Regions from separate parts of the Homo sapiens genome. Here region 2 is linked to region 1. The links are chromatin contacts, found by Hi-C or POLR2A ChIA-PET in ENCODE. All regions are on one chromosome and are shown on one strand. The core of a region is the stretch at or near the end of the contact, and the rest is flanking DNA. Distances in the headings are between cores, read along the strand shown. Region 1 holds the start of DDI2 (DDI proteasomal shuttling factor 2). Region 2 holds the start of EPHA2-AS1 (EPHA2 antisense RNA 1).

The links. A loop is a pair of places that touch in the nucleus more often than their neighbours do. ChIA-PET counts read pairs that join two places held with the same protein, here RNA polymerase II (POLR2A). Pooled maps may share reads with other maps.
Region 2: a pooled map shows a loop between it and region 1 (2.2-fold over the local background). The contact joins the promoter of EPHA2-AS1 here to the promoter of DDI2 in region 1. A Hi-C loop is called at or near these places in 4 of 50 pooled maps. POLR2A ChIA-PET finds 5 or more read pairs at or near these places in 2 of 52 experiments (B cell and OCI-LY7).

What each region holds. Positions count from the first base shown.
Region 1 is chr1:15,615,257-15,621,328 of GRCh38, reverse strand. It overlaps DDI2 (DDI proteasomal shuttling factor 2), which reads right to left and starts at 3,871. Exons shown (of 10, transcript NM_032341.5): 1 at 3,521-3,871. The coding sequence starts at 3,658. RefSeq lists a silencer at 3,548-4,117.
Region 2 is chr1:16,152,243-16,158,161 of GRCh38, reverse strand. EPHA2-AS1 (EPHA2 antisense RNA 1) reads right to left here and starts at 2,947. Exons shown (of 3, transcript NR_187275.1): 1 at 2,407-2,947; 2 at 983-1,191. EPHA2 (EPH receptor A2) reads left to right here and starts at 2,093. Exons shown (of 17, transcript NM_004431.5): 1 at 2,093-2,314. The coding sequence starts at 2,230.

The DNA.
Region 1 (6,072 bases), core at 2,622-5,121:
CTGCTATTATTTGCCTTTCATTTGAGGGTCCTTGTATGTTGTGCCTACTTTTTCCATATGCCACCTACAGAGGTAAATTATCATGTCTCAAAAATATGAAGACATTAATTTAAAGTGAAGCTAAGTTCTGATAACTGTTTGAAGTTCACCCAGGCAAGTCTGCATCAAAGCATCAAACAGAGCCATGACTGGCTTCCAAGCCCACACTTCTATTAAGAGACAGAACATGCCCAGCTTTAATCACATGTACAAGCAGAGATGGCTTGTTCTAAATTTGTTATCACTGCATTGTAACTACTATCATCAGACTAGAGCTGTTAAAAATTAACACCTTTTCCAACTATATGCTTATGTGCAATTGACACTCAGGTGAAAGACTGAATTCTAAACCATTGATCACCAATGTAGGGCAGCCATGCAAGACAATTCTTTAACGGTGGAGGAAGAAACTGAAAATATTAGAATTTTCATTTCCATTTATTTTAGTTCGTCCTTCCTTAAGCTCCATTTTGTGTGTGTACAATGTTACTTTACAGATAACATATTATATATGCATATAATGCACGTTATGTGTATTATATGCACATGTGGCCATATATAATGTATACAACGTATCAGTTCATGTATATAATGTATTATATACATAACAGAAGCATAATCTGAAACATTTTACTGATAGGGATACATGAATGAAAGTTTGGACACCAGTGGTGTGGACACATAGTGGCAGGAAAAAATAGCCAGAACATAAAAATATATATATTTCCTTGAAGAAATGGAATCAGAAATGAGAGGTGAAGGAATGGGAATGGAGAATGTAAACAAGAGGAGGAGTTAAACAGTCTAGGAAAGGAAGGGAAGATGAGTAATATGAGAGAACCCTGGGAGGTAATGGGGGGGGACACTCAAGTAAGTAAACATGATATATTTATGGGTAAAAACTATAGTGATGTTTACTATTATGATTTGATGAAAGGAAATGACTCAAGTGTCTAGGGTGGATCCTGTTCCTGCCTGATGGGCAAGCAAGCAAGTGAAAGACAACCGACCACCAGACACCTTAAAATAGATACTGTGTTGTCAGGTTACAATGGAGCCAACAGAACAGACTGGAAAAACAGGAGCTGTTTATGGCTATCTAATACAGGCTTAACACCAGTTGGAGCCCAAGTTTCTATATGCTAATTTGGCTTGGGAAGGAAGTAAATGCCGAAACATTGACATAATGAACAAGAAATAATTTGGAGTTAGCCTATGTTCAATTACTAAGGTATTCCTAACTTTACCAACTGGCAGAGGGCAATGTCTGGCTGACCACACAATAAATCGTCTTTTATGATGGCTGTAACAAGAAATTTAAGTCAATTAAAGGGGGTGTCAGGTATCCCTTTGACTTAAATTTCTTGTTTCAGCCATCACAAAAAGTGCAGGAATGGAAACAACCTCAACCTCTGTCTTTTCCCAAGCCCTAACAACAAAATCAATTTACATTTTAATTTCTTATTTTCCCTACCAGCCGGTGATCATAACCAGGGTAATATAACAGCTAGAGGAAAAAACAATTGAAAAAGCCACTATCGGGCCGGGTGCGGTGGCTCACAGCACTTTGGAAGGCCGAGGCGGGCAGACCACGAGGTCAGGAGATCGAGACCATCCTGGCTAACATGGTGAAACCCCTTCTCTACTAAAAATACAAAAAATGAGTCGGGCGCGGTGGTGGGCGCCTGTAGTCCCAGCTACTCGGGAGGCTGAGGCAGGAGAATGGCACGAACCCGGGAGGTGGAGCTTGCAGTAAGCCGAGATCGCGCCACTGCACTCCAGCCTAGGCGACAGAGACTCCGTCTCGAAAAAAAAAAAAGAAAAGAAAAGAAAAGAAAAAGCCACTATCAAAAATTGAAGAGTTGTCCGGGAACGGTGGCTCACACCTGTAATCGCAGCATTTTGGGAGGCCGAGGCGGGCAGATCACTAGAGGTCAGGAGTTTGAAATCAGCCTGGTCAACATGGTGAAACCCCGTCTCTACTAAAAAAAAATTACAAAAATTAGCCAGGCGTGGTGGCGCGCGCCCGTAGTCCCAGTTACTCAGGAGGCTGAGGCAGGAGAATCGCTTGAACCCGGGAGACTGGGGTTGCAGTGAGTCGAGAACGCACCACTGCACTCCAGCATGGGCGACAGAGCAAGACTCCGTCTCAAAAACAAAAACAAAAAAAGAAAAAAAATTGAAGAGTTTATTTTCTCTATTTAAACAGTCCTTTCCTAGTTCTCCACATGAGGCATTCACTGACAGAACTGGTTCCTGAGCTTTTGTGGATTAACTTTTTAAATTCTTTCTGAACAGCTTTATGCCAAGGTTCTAAAGTTCACATTGTGTAAAGGAATCATACTTCTGAACAAAGTATTGACACGTGTTTACCATAAGACAGCAGAACAAGCTGCAGTTGGGCAATCGTTTTGTAAACTATTTCATAACTGCAGTAGAAAATCAAGATTTACTTGATGGAGACTTGGGAGACCTCTATAATTTTCTTAATGTTTAGACTATTTCCTCCAGGCTAAATTTATTAAGTCATGATCTAAGTGTTTTAGTGTAAAGTTTACAGCGTTAGTGTCACCGATTCTGTTTGATAAAGACTAGGGGCAGCCCCAAAGCATTTTGAGAATTACTTTGCTTAGTTAAAATATGAGAGGCTGAACTTCTTTCCAGCAAGCTGAGTAGGGAAATGAAACCACCAAACAGCACTGATACTAGGCCGTTTCCAAGCAAATATCCTTTTAAAGCATTGAGCTTTGAACTGACCCAAACTCTGAACTGTGACCTGAAAGAAAAAGGGCCTTCTGGCTTACTACCAGGGTAGAACCGAAACAAACAAACAGCTTGAGTTGAACCAATAGGTACTGTTTTTCAAAAGAATTTAACCAGAAACGCATGTGGTGGGTAAAGAGCATTTCCAAAGACCCCAAAATGAGGTAGTGCAAGTCTTAAACTTTTTCTTTCACCGGAAGTGCAAATCTGTGCATTTAAAGGTAAACTGCGTATATTTAAGCAGAAACCCTCTCCAGAAAAAAAAAAAAAAAAAAGCAGAGGAACATCTATCTACCACAGTGATCCAAACTGGTATTTCTGGTTTGCAGGATGTATGAATCCTAGCAAACCCAGGGCTGCTTCTGAGGTCCACAACGATATCCTACACTCGGGATTAGAAACAGGGAAGGGCCAAAGAGCCAAAGGTGGGGAGGGTTAGCGCTGCTCAACAGTCCACGCGCCCCTCACGCTGCAGTGGGTGCGTCTGCGGTCAGGTTCTCCGCTCCCTCTCCTCGTACCCCACCCCATGCTCGGAGTGTGTGAGGGCAGCTACTGATGCCAGCTCCCCAGCTCCTTTCCGGATGCGGGGGTGACCTGAGAATGGCTATCCTTGCTCCCCCCAGCCCCCAATTCTTCACCAGTAGCAAAGGGAGGGAGTGAGGCCCCGAGGCGGGGAGGGCTTAGCTCCGGGGCAGGCCCGGCTCGCTGCCCGGCGTACCTGGCTCTCGGCTGCGGGGATGCCAGACTCGAGCTCGCACAGCGCGCGGAAGTTGTGCAGCTCGAAGTCGGCGTCGACCTGGAGGGAAAAGGTCACCTCGGAGAGGTCCCTCCGCACACAGTACACGGTGAGCAGCATGGCCCGGGCCCGACCCGGCTCGGCTCGGCTCGGCCCGGCCTGGGCGCGGGGCGCAGGGGAAGAGGCGGCGGCGTGGCCTGGCTGGTGCTGCGGGAGGACGGCGCCGGCTGCTCGTTCGCTCGCTCGCTCCCTCCCTCACACACGCTCAGTGAGTCACTCCCTCCCGCCCTCACTAGCAAGCACGGCCGCCGCCACACGCCTGCGAGTCCGTCTGCCTGCCGGCCTGCCTCCCACGGCTGCCGCCAAGCGCGCCGGCCGCCCGGCGCCCCGCCCCGCCGCAACGCGGCTGCCGTAAAGCCCGCCTCGCCTTCCCCGCCTTCGCAACGCAGCGGGGGGCGGGGCCGGGAAGAGGAGGAGGAAGCCAGGAGAGGATAGGAGGGGGAGGAGTGGGAAGGGGGCGTGGAAGAGGAGAGGGAGGAAGGGCAAGAAAAGGGGAGGGAAGGAAAGGAACGCGGAGAAGGAAATCTCTGCTGACTGGTTGACTTAATGACAGAAGTCTGTGGAGGAGTCCCCGGTCTTATTTATTCACCGAACAGGCATTGATTAAGCGCCTACCATGTGTCGGGCGCTGGCGATGCAGAAATGAATAAAAGGATAAATCCTTCTCCGTAACTCTCAATCTAGTACAGGAGTTAGTAATAAAACATATTTTTCGAGGTAGAAATTGAGGCTCCGACAGAGTAATTCACTTCCTGTCTTAGTGATTTAGGATTGAAACCAAAATCATTACCCTCCCTAGTCTACAGAAGCCAGTTGGCTGTGGCCCACGCCTACCTCCCCAGCCCCTTCTTCCGAGCTCTTCCCACATTCTCTGCCCTCCCAGCCACATAGGTCAGTTCCTCCAAGGCTCCATTCCCCTGTCTTGTAAATAATTTTCTCTCTACTTGGACTGTGTCTGTTTCCTAGCCCTAGCAACTCCTACCACCTAGCGCAGTGCCTTTTTGGGCACAGCTTAGAATCTACTCAATAAATATTTGCTACTTTAATGGCCTGTTTTTAAGGCACACAGCTGATGAGTGGTAGAGGCCCAGAACTAAGGTGCGGATGAGTAAGAAAACCAAAACTGAAAGATGAACTTGTAATGGATGCCAGATTAGCATCTTTCCATTTACTCCCACTCCCCCTCCATGGTAGGGAGCCCTTTTCCATTTTAACAGGAGAGAAGGAGCAAATAAGATGGCTGTGGGTGCAGGTAAGTAGGTAGTAAGTAGGCTGTTGGTGGCAGGAAAGGGAGAATTAGCAGCTGAAGGCTTTTACAAAGAGAAATTAGAGGAGCTGGGCGCGGTGGCTCACGCCTGTAATCCCAGCACTTTGGGAGGCCAAGGCGGGCGGATCACAAGGTCAGGAGTTCGAGACCAGCTTGGCCAATATGGTGAAACCCCGTCTCTACTAAAAATACAAAAATTAGCCGGGCATGGTGGCGGACACCTATAGTCCCAGCTACTCGGGAGGCTGAGGCAGGAGGGTCACTTGAACGCGGGAGGCGGAGGTTGTAGTGAGCCGAGATCAGGTCACTGCACTCTAGCCTGGGAGACAGAGCGAGACTCTGTCTCAAAAAAAAAAAAAAAAAAGAGAAAGTAGAGGCACAGGGGAGTGAGAATGCTTATATCCCCTAGGAGCAACAGAAAGCTTGACTATCAGTGGCTTAAACAAACAAGGGTTTGTTTTCTCACAGGAGAGAAGGCCTGGAGGTAGCAACAGCACTGGTTGAGTGGCTCACTGAAATCAGGGCCAATACTTTTGTAATTGTCTTGACCTTTTCCTGAGGGTTGCAATATATGGCTGGCTGCCTCCACTGCACGCATCATTTTCCTATTCAAGGAAAAAGCTTGCCCAGAAGTCCCTGTGCACATTTTTGCTTACATCTCACTGGACAGAATTGTGTCACATAGATGCAAGAGAGGCTAGGAACGCAAGTATTTAGCTTTGCCTAAAGGACATAAATAGGGAAAAGGGGGGCTGGGAATGGGTATTAGGAAAGATGTACACAGTGCCTTCTACAGTGAATGTTTGAAATAACCATTGCAAATTGAAGCAAGTTTAGCTGAGAAATGTTCTAGGATTGCCCAGTGGTGGTATCAAGGAATCAGTTGAGGCTTGAATCATTGATTAATTGTTATATTTGGTCTAGTGGTGCTCAGGTTCCCAGGTCTGGCAGATTTTGTTCTCCAAAGATGACCATGACAGTGCCTCCCATCGTCTATGCTCTTCCTACAACATGATTGGATAACCCTCCCATTAAGAAGTGGGGTGAATGTCCCTCCCTTTGAATCATGGCTCGGCAGACTAACTCTGGCATAAGTGACATTATGTGATTTCCTTTTTTTTTTTTTTTTTTATCAAGACAGGGTCTGGCTCTGTCACCCAGGCTGGAGTGCAGTGGCACGATCATGGCTCACTGCAGCCTCAACCTC
Region 2 (5,919 bases), core at 1,698-4,197, 540 kb before region 1:
GTCCTGGCCCCTGTGGTTTACATGCATGACTTTATTTGATCTTTACAGTAACTCTCCTAAATAGGCTTTACATCTTTCCAGGAGCAAACTGAGGCTCAGAAAAGTGAAATAACTTGTTCAGAAACTCATGGGCTGACTCCACATCTACTGTGAAGTATGGCACACTCACAAATACATGCATACACAAATCCACACTCACATGCACTCATACACAAATCTCTCACACCCACATGCACACTCATACACACATCTAGACACATCCACACAATCCACAAAAACACACACAGACACACACTCATACCCAAATCCTCTCATGCCCATGCACACACACTTATACACACATATACCAACACTTTTTTCTTTTTTTTTTTGAGACAGAGTCTTGCTGGCCCAGGCTGGAGTGCAGTGAGTGGCGCAATCTCGGCTCACTGCAATCTCTGCCTCTGGGGTTCAAGTGATTCTCCTGCCTTAGCCTCCTTAGTAGATGGGATTACAGGTGAGTGGCACCACGCCCAGCTAATTTTTTTGTATTTTTAGTAGAGACGGGGTTTCACCATGTTGGCCAGGCATGTCTGGAGCTCCTGACCTCAAATGATCTGCCTGCCTCGGCCTCCCAAAGTGCTGGAATTACAGGCCTGAGCCACCCTGCCCAGTCACATACAACACTTATGTCCATACACACACTCACACACAGTCATACATACATCAACACTCTCATGTCTATACACACGAATGCACATTCAACAAAATCTCACACCCTCATACACATGCACTTATTCTCACAGGCACTTGCACACTCACAGGCTCTCAGAGGACCAAGGCTCTCCTCCCATCCTCTTGGTCAAAGGCTTTAATTATCCCCAACGCCTGTAATTAACCCTTCCTCTCTTCCTGCAGGAGAGATGTCTGGACCCGCTTCCCAAGAGTAGGCACCAAGGCGAGAGGCCAAGATGTCCACATCCGGCAGAGAAGACCCACGTACCTGGGTAGCAGGTCCCGGGCATCAAAGCGAGGATGGGGTCAGAGAGGAAGAGGTAGGCAAAGGGAGTCTGGGGCCTCCCAGGAAATCAGGCCTGCCACAGTTGCTCTTCCTGGACTGGTCAAATGGTGATTGGCCAACAGGCAGCCGTGGGTGGCTGGGCAGGCGGGCCAGAGCAAATTTCCCGTTTGTTTCACTCACACTAGCCGCTTCTGTCAGGAAGGGAGATGAGCTCATGTCTGAGGAAGTTTTGTGAAGAGGCCTTATCAAGGGGCAGGTGGTAGGCAGGTGTCCTCCAAACTGTCAAAACCTATCAACCCATGCCAGGGTCGGGGGCCAGGGGTGCCCCTTGCCCCCTTCCCCAAAAAGAAGCAGTGGTTCAAGCAGAGACCACCAGGATTCAAATCCTGCTTCTACTACCCGTGAGCTGTGCACCCTTTGGGCATGTTGTTTCTGCTCTTGGAGCCTCAGTCTCCTCTTCTGTAACATGGGGATGATGACCCCTGCCTCCCAGATGAGAATTATTAATAAATAAGATAGTGCATGTCTGATCCATTCCCAGAGGAAATGAACCTATTCTCAGATCATAGTAGGCTTATAGGCTTCTGAACAGAGATACTCTTTTTGACCATCAGCAGCTTGATATACTCTTCAAGGGTTTTAGGAAGGAGGGCATCCAGGTCTATTTCTGGGCCACTCTCTCAGGCCTGCTGCTTAGGAGGCAACTGCTTATTGGACCCCCAATCCATTTCAGCTCAGACCTTCAGGCCAGCGTTGAGCTCAGTCGCATTGAGCTCAGTCTCAGAGGTGAAGGGCAGAATGGGTATGGCTCAGCGCAAAACCATTAAACGTTTCCACCGAGGATACCAGGCTCAGAGATCCCTGGGGGCTAATCCGTAGGGGCGCTGGCGCTTTGAGACGCTCAAACTTTGGAAGGCCTGCGGGGAGCCCGCGAGTCCAGAGGGCCCCAAGGTCCTCCTCCAAACCCCTCCGGACTTCCCCTCCCTCTCCTCCGGGTGCCAGCCCGGCCCCTTTAAAGACATTCCTGAGGGCGGGCGTTGGTGACGTCACGCAGGGCATGAATGAACAGGAGTCGGTTCTCACCCAACTTCCATTAAGGACTCGGGGCAGGAGGGGCAGAAGTTGCGCGCAGGCCGGCGGGCGGGAGCGGACACCGAGGCCGGCGTGCAGGCGTGCGGGTGTGCGGGAGCCGGGCTCGGGGGGATCGGACCGAGAGCGAGAAGCGCGGCATGGAGCTCCAGGCAGCCCGCGCCTGCTTCGCCCTGCTGTGGGGCTGTGCGCTGGCCGCGGCCGCGGCGGCGCAGGGCAAGGAAGGTGAGTGCGCGCGGCGTCTGGACCCCTGGCCCCCGGGCCCCAGTGCCCCCTAGAGCCCGGCGCTCCTTGACGCGCGCAACTTTGGAACCTACCTGGTGTCGCCCAGTCCCGGCGAACTGGAGTCCGGAGGGCGCACGGGCTGCGATCGAGGCGAGCCCTGGCCCCCACCCGGGGTCATAGGGGCTCCGGAGAATAAGCGGTTTCAGCTTGGTCGCACGGGCCTCGGAGGCTGCGGAGAAGAGGACGCGGCGCAGGCCACGCGGTTGCAGTCCAGGCGGCGACTTCGGGAACGCGTCCCGGCGGGGGGCGTGGGGAGTCCCCTAGAGAAGGGGGTGTTTGGGCAGCTTTCCGCGGGCTCAGCTTCTTAGTGACCTGAATTCACTAACCCGCTTGCCGAGGTTTTGCGGAGAAGGCATACTGTGCAGGCCTCGCATTTTGGGGAGGGGGCTCGGGCGGGCGGGAGCCCCCTGTCGAAGCCCCTGTTCCCTGAGATTTTCTCCACGCCCCCCTTCACCTCCAGTCCCGGGGGAGAGCGTGGAGATAGGTTCGGGCCAATCCCTGCTCACACACTCCTTTCCCTCCTTCCCAAGCCGCACTCCCGGGCTCCCGGGGCAGGTTAGGGGCCGCGAGTGCGGACAGGAAGTCCCAAAGTCAAGCGTTCTGAGCAAGGGTGACTCAGAACGAGGAAATGCGGCAGGTGGGGGTGCGGCCTCCCAAGGTGTGGAGCTGTCAGCCCAGGGCCACCAGGGAGTCAGGACACCCGGGGGTGGGGGACTGAATCACCCACCCCCGCCCCAGTGTTCCCGGAGCCGCGCCGAGTGAGGGGCCGCAGACTTTGCTCATGGCGCAGCGGGTGCGTGGTGGGGGTGTTGTCCCTCCGCTAGGGTCAGGGCGAGGATGGGGGCTCCTGCCCTGGCCGAAGACCTTCCTGTCCACCCAGCCCAGGCCAGCTTCAATTTCCAACAGTGAGGGCAAGGCTTCCCCTCCTGCCTGGGCAGAGCGAGGTTTCCGCAGGCTCCACAAGGGGGAAGCCGGGAGGAAACTTGGGCCGGTGAGAAGTTTCCTTCTTTTTTTTTTTTTTTTTTTTTTTTGAGACGGAGTTTCGCACTTGTTGCCCAGACTGGAGTGCAATGGCGCAATCTCGGCTCACTGCAACCTCTGCCTCCCGGGTTCAAGCTATTCTCCTGTCTCAAGCCTCCCTAGTAGCTGGGATTACAGGTGCCCGCCACCAGGCGCGTCTAATTTTTGCATCTTTTAGTGGAGACGAGGTTTCACCATGTTGGCCAGGCTGATTCTGAACTCCTGACCTCAGGTGATCCACCCGCCGCGGCCTCCCAAAGTGCTGCGATTACAGGCATGAGCCACCACCCCCGGCCTGTTTCCTTCTTTTTCTGCCTCCCAAACTGGGTTTGGAGGTTTTGCTGTTCTGTGTTGGGAGGAAAAGAGGCCGGATCTGGAGCCGTTGGGCAGTGGCAGGTGTTGGGGGTGGCATCCTGTCTCAGTCTCTGGAGTGACAGGGCCCGGGTTGGGGTCTCAACCGGGACTTCTGGTTGCAGGAGCTCATGGCAAGGATTTCTGCCACCCTCAATATCCGCCCCACCAACGTTTGGTCCTCCCCCTTCCTGGGGGACTGTGGTTGGAGAGAAGGGGAGAGACAGCTGGAATCACTATAGGCCTTTCTCCTCGGCTGCCCATGGGGGGGTGGGGGATTAGGCGGGTGCTTTGCTGCTGCAGTCCCCAAGCTGGCCTGGAAGCCTGGAGCTGCCTTGTCCTTGTCCCCTGTGTCCACCTCTCCCCAGCCTGTGTGATTAAACCCCACCCCCACACCCCATGGGATGCAGGGGGAAAGGCTTGTGTATTGCACTGGGGTGGGGGTACATTTTTGCTTCGACTCTGAGTCCCCGTGAAAGAGTCCCTAGAGAAGTGTGCCTAGGTGGGGGTGGGCATGATGGCCTAGCTGGCAGCTGCTGGTTTCAGTTCCTGGGAATCAGGCTGTATGTGGTGGGTCTGCCTGGGGGTGGCTTAGGGGGCAGGCAGGAGGACACAGGTGCCTTTTTCACCTACCCCCAGGCTGCTTCAGACTTCTTTCTTGCCCCCTCACCCCTAGGCTATACTTGGTTGCCCACGTGGCTCCTGTTAGGTCATCAACAGCCACTGAATCTGCCCTCATTTTTACAAATGGGGAAACTGAGGGAGGCCCGAGCCCTTGCCAACCAGGGCCTTCTGGACAGAGGACCAGACCTGAGCATCCCGCTTCTTGGCTGCCAGAGCCAAGGCCCTGCCTGCTTTGTGGTTGGTGTCATGGTAGATTTTCCTGGGAAGCAGGCATAGCTGGGCAGGGGCCTGGGCGGGTGGCAGGGGGTGCTGAGCTGGGGTGCTGCTGATGGGAAGAGGGCTGGAGAGTGCCAGGAAGTCCTTGGTTTCTGGTTCTACCGGGGCCAAGTCTGCCCTCTGTCCCCTTTCCCTTTTCTTTCATGTTTTCCCCAGAGTCCCCACCTCCCTGCTTCCTTTAGGGATTAGCTAGTCTTGGTTAGAGAGGAATGGGGGAAGCGGGGAGGGAACCACAGCCTCGGAGGCTGCGGAGAAGGACCGGAGACCGGGAGTGGGTGGCAGTCCTGCATTTGTGGAAGAAGCTGTGGAGCAATGTGGACCCACAAAGATGGCACTTACGGTGGAACTCATGGCAAAGAAGGAGGTGTTTTTTGCTTTTTTTTTTTCCCCCCAGAAATGGGAAGGTAAGGGGATAGAGAGCTCATGGATAAGCCCTGCTTAGCCTAAGCCTCTCCAGGAAGCCGTCTGGGTCAGCCGAGGGGCTCCCAGGCTCCCACCCTTTCCAGAGAAGCGGGAGCCTCTGTCCCTGGAAGAACCTGGGGAAAGAGCCGCGCCCGCGTCAGGGCGGAGGGACCCAGCGCTGGGCGCCTCCTGTTCCTGGTGGTTGGTTCGAGGGAATTTCCCTGGGAGGGGGCCGGGGTTGGAAACCCCTGCAGGGGGGGCTCCTTCCTGTGTGAGGGCTTCTTTTCTTCTCCGATTGAGCCCTGTGCTACTTCTAGAGCCAGGCCTAGGCTGGAAAGGGAGGGCCCTCCATGCCAGGTTAACCCTTCAGAAGCCTGGTAGCGGTGAGCCCTCTCACTTGGGCACAGACCTCAGCCTCCTGTCAATCTAAGGGGGGGCTGCAGGACTGTGAGGAACCTTTGTCCTTCTACCCACCCAGCTGAAATCAGGAGCCTCCAGATTCCTTCCTGTGTAGCTGGAACATTCCATTTGCTAGTGGGGTTAGTGAGTTTCAAAGCCCCGGCCCTGGGCATGTCTGAACAAATCCCTGCCCCTGCCCACCCCGCTGCCCCCAGCCACCCTCCCCTATCCCCACAGCCTCTGTCATGGGGCCGGTGTCACATTGGATTTCCTCTTGCCTGTCTGGGCTGCCTGACCCTTCCTAGAGAGGTTTGGCCCCGGTCAGTAGTGGGGGTGGCAGCATTTCACGCCCCAGCCTGGGGGCCTTCAGCCCAGGTAGGAGGGCCATGTCACTTCAGGAGGCGGTCTTCAAGACCACCCTCAGAGCCCAGCTCCCATCTCCACAAACCAGGCCATCCCTGCTCCCAGCCTGC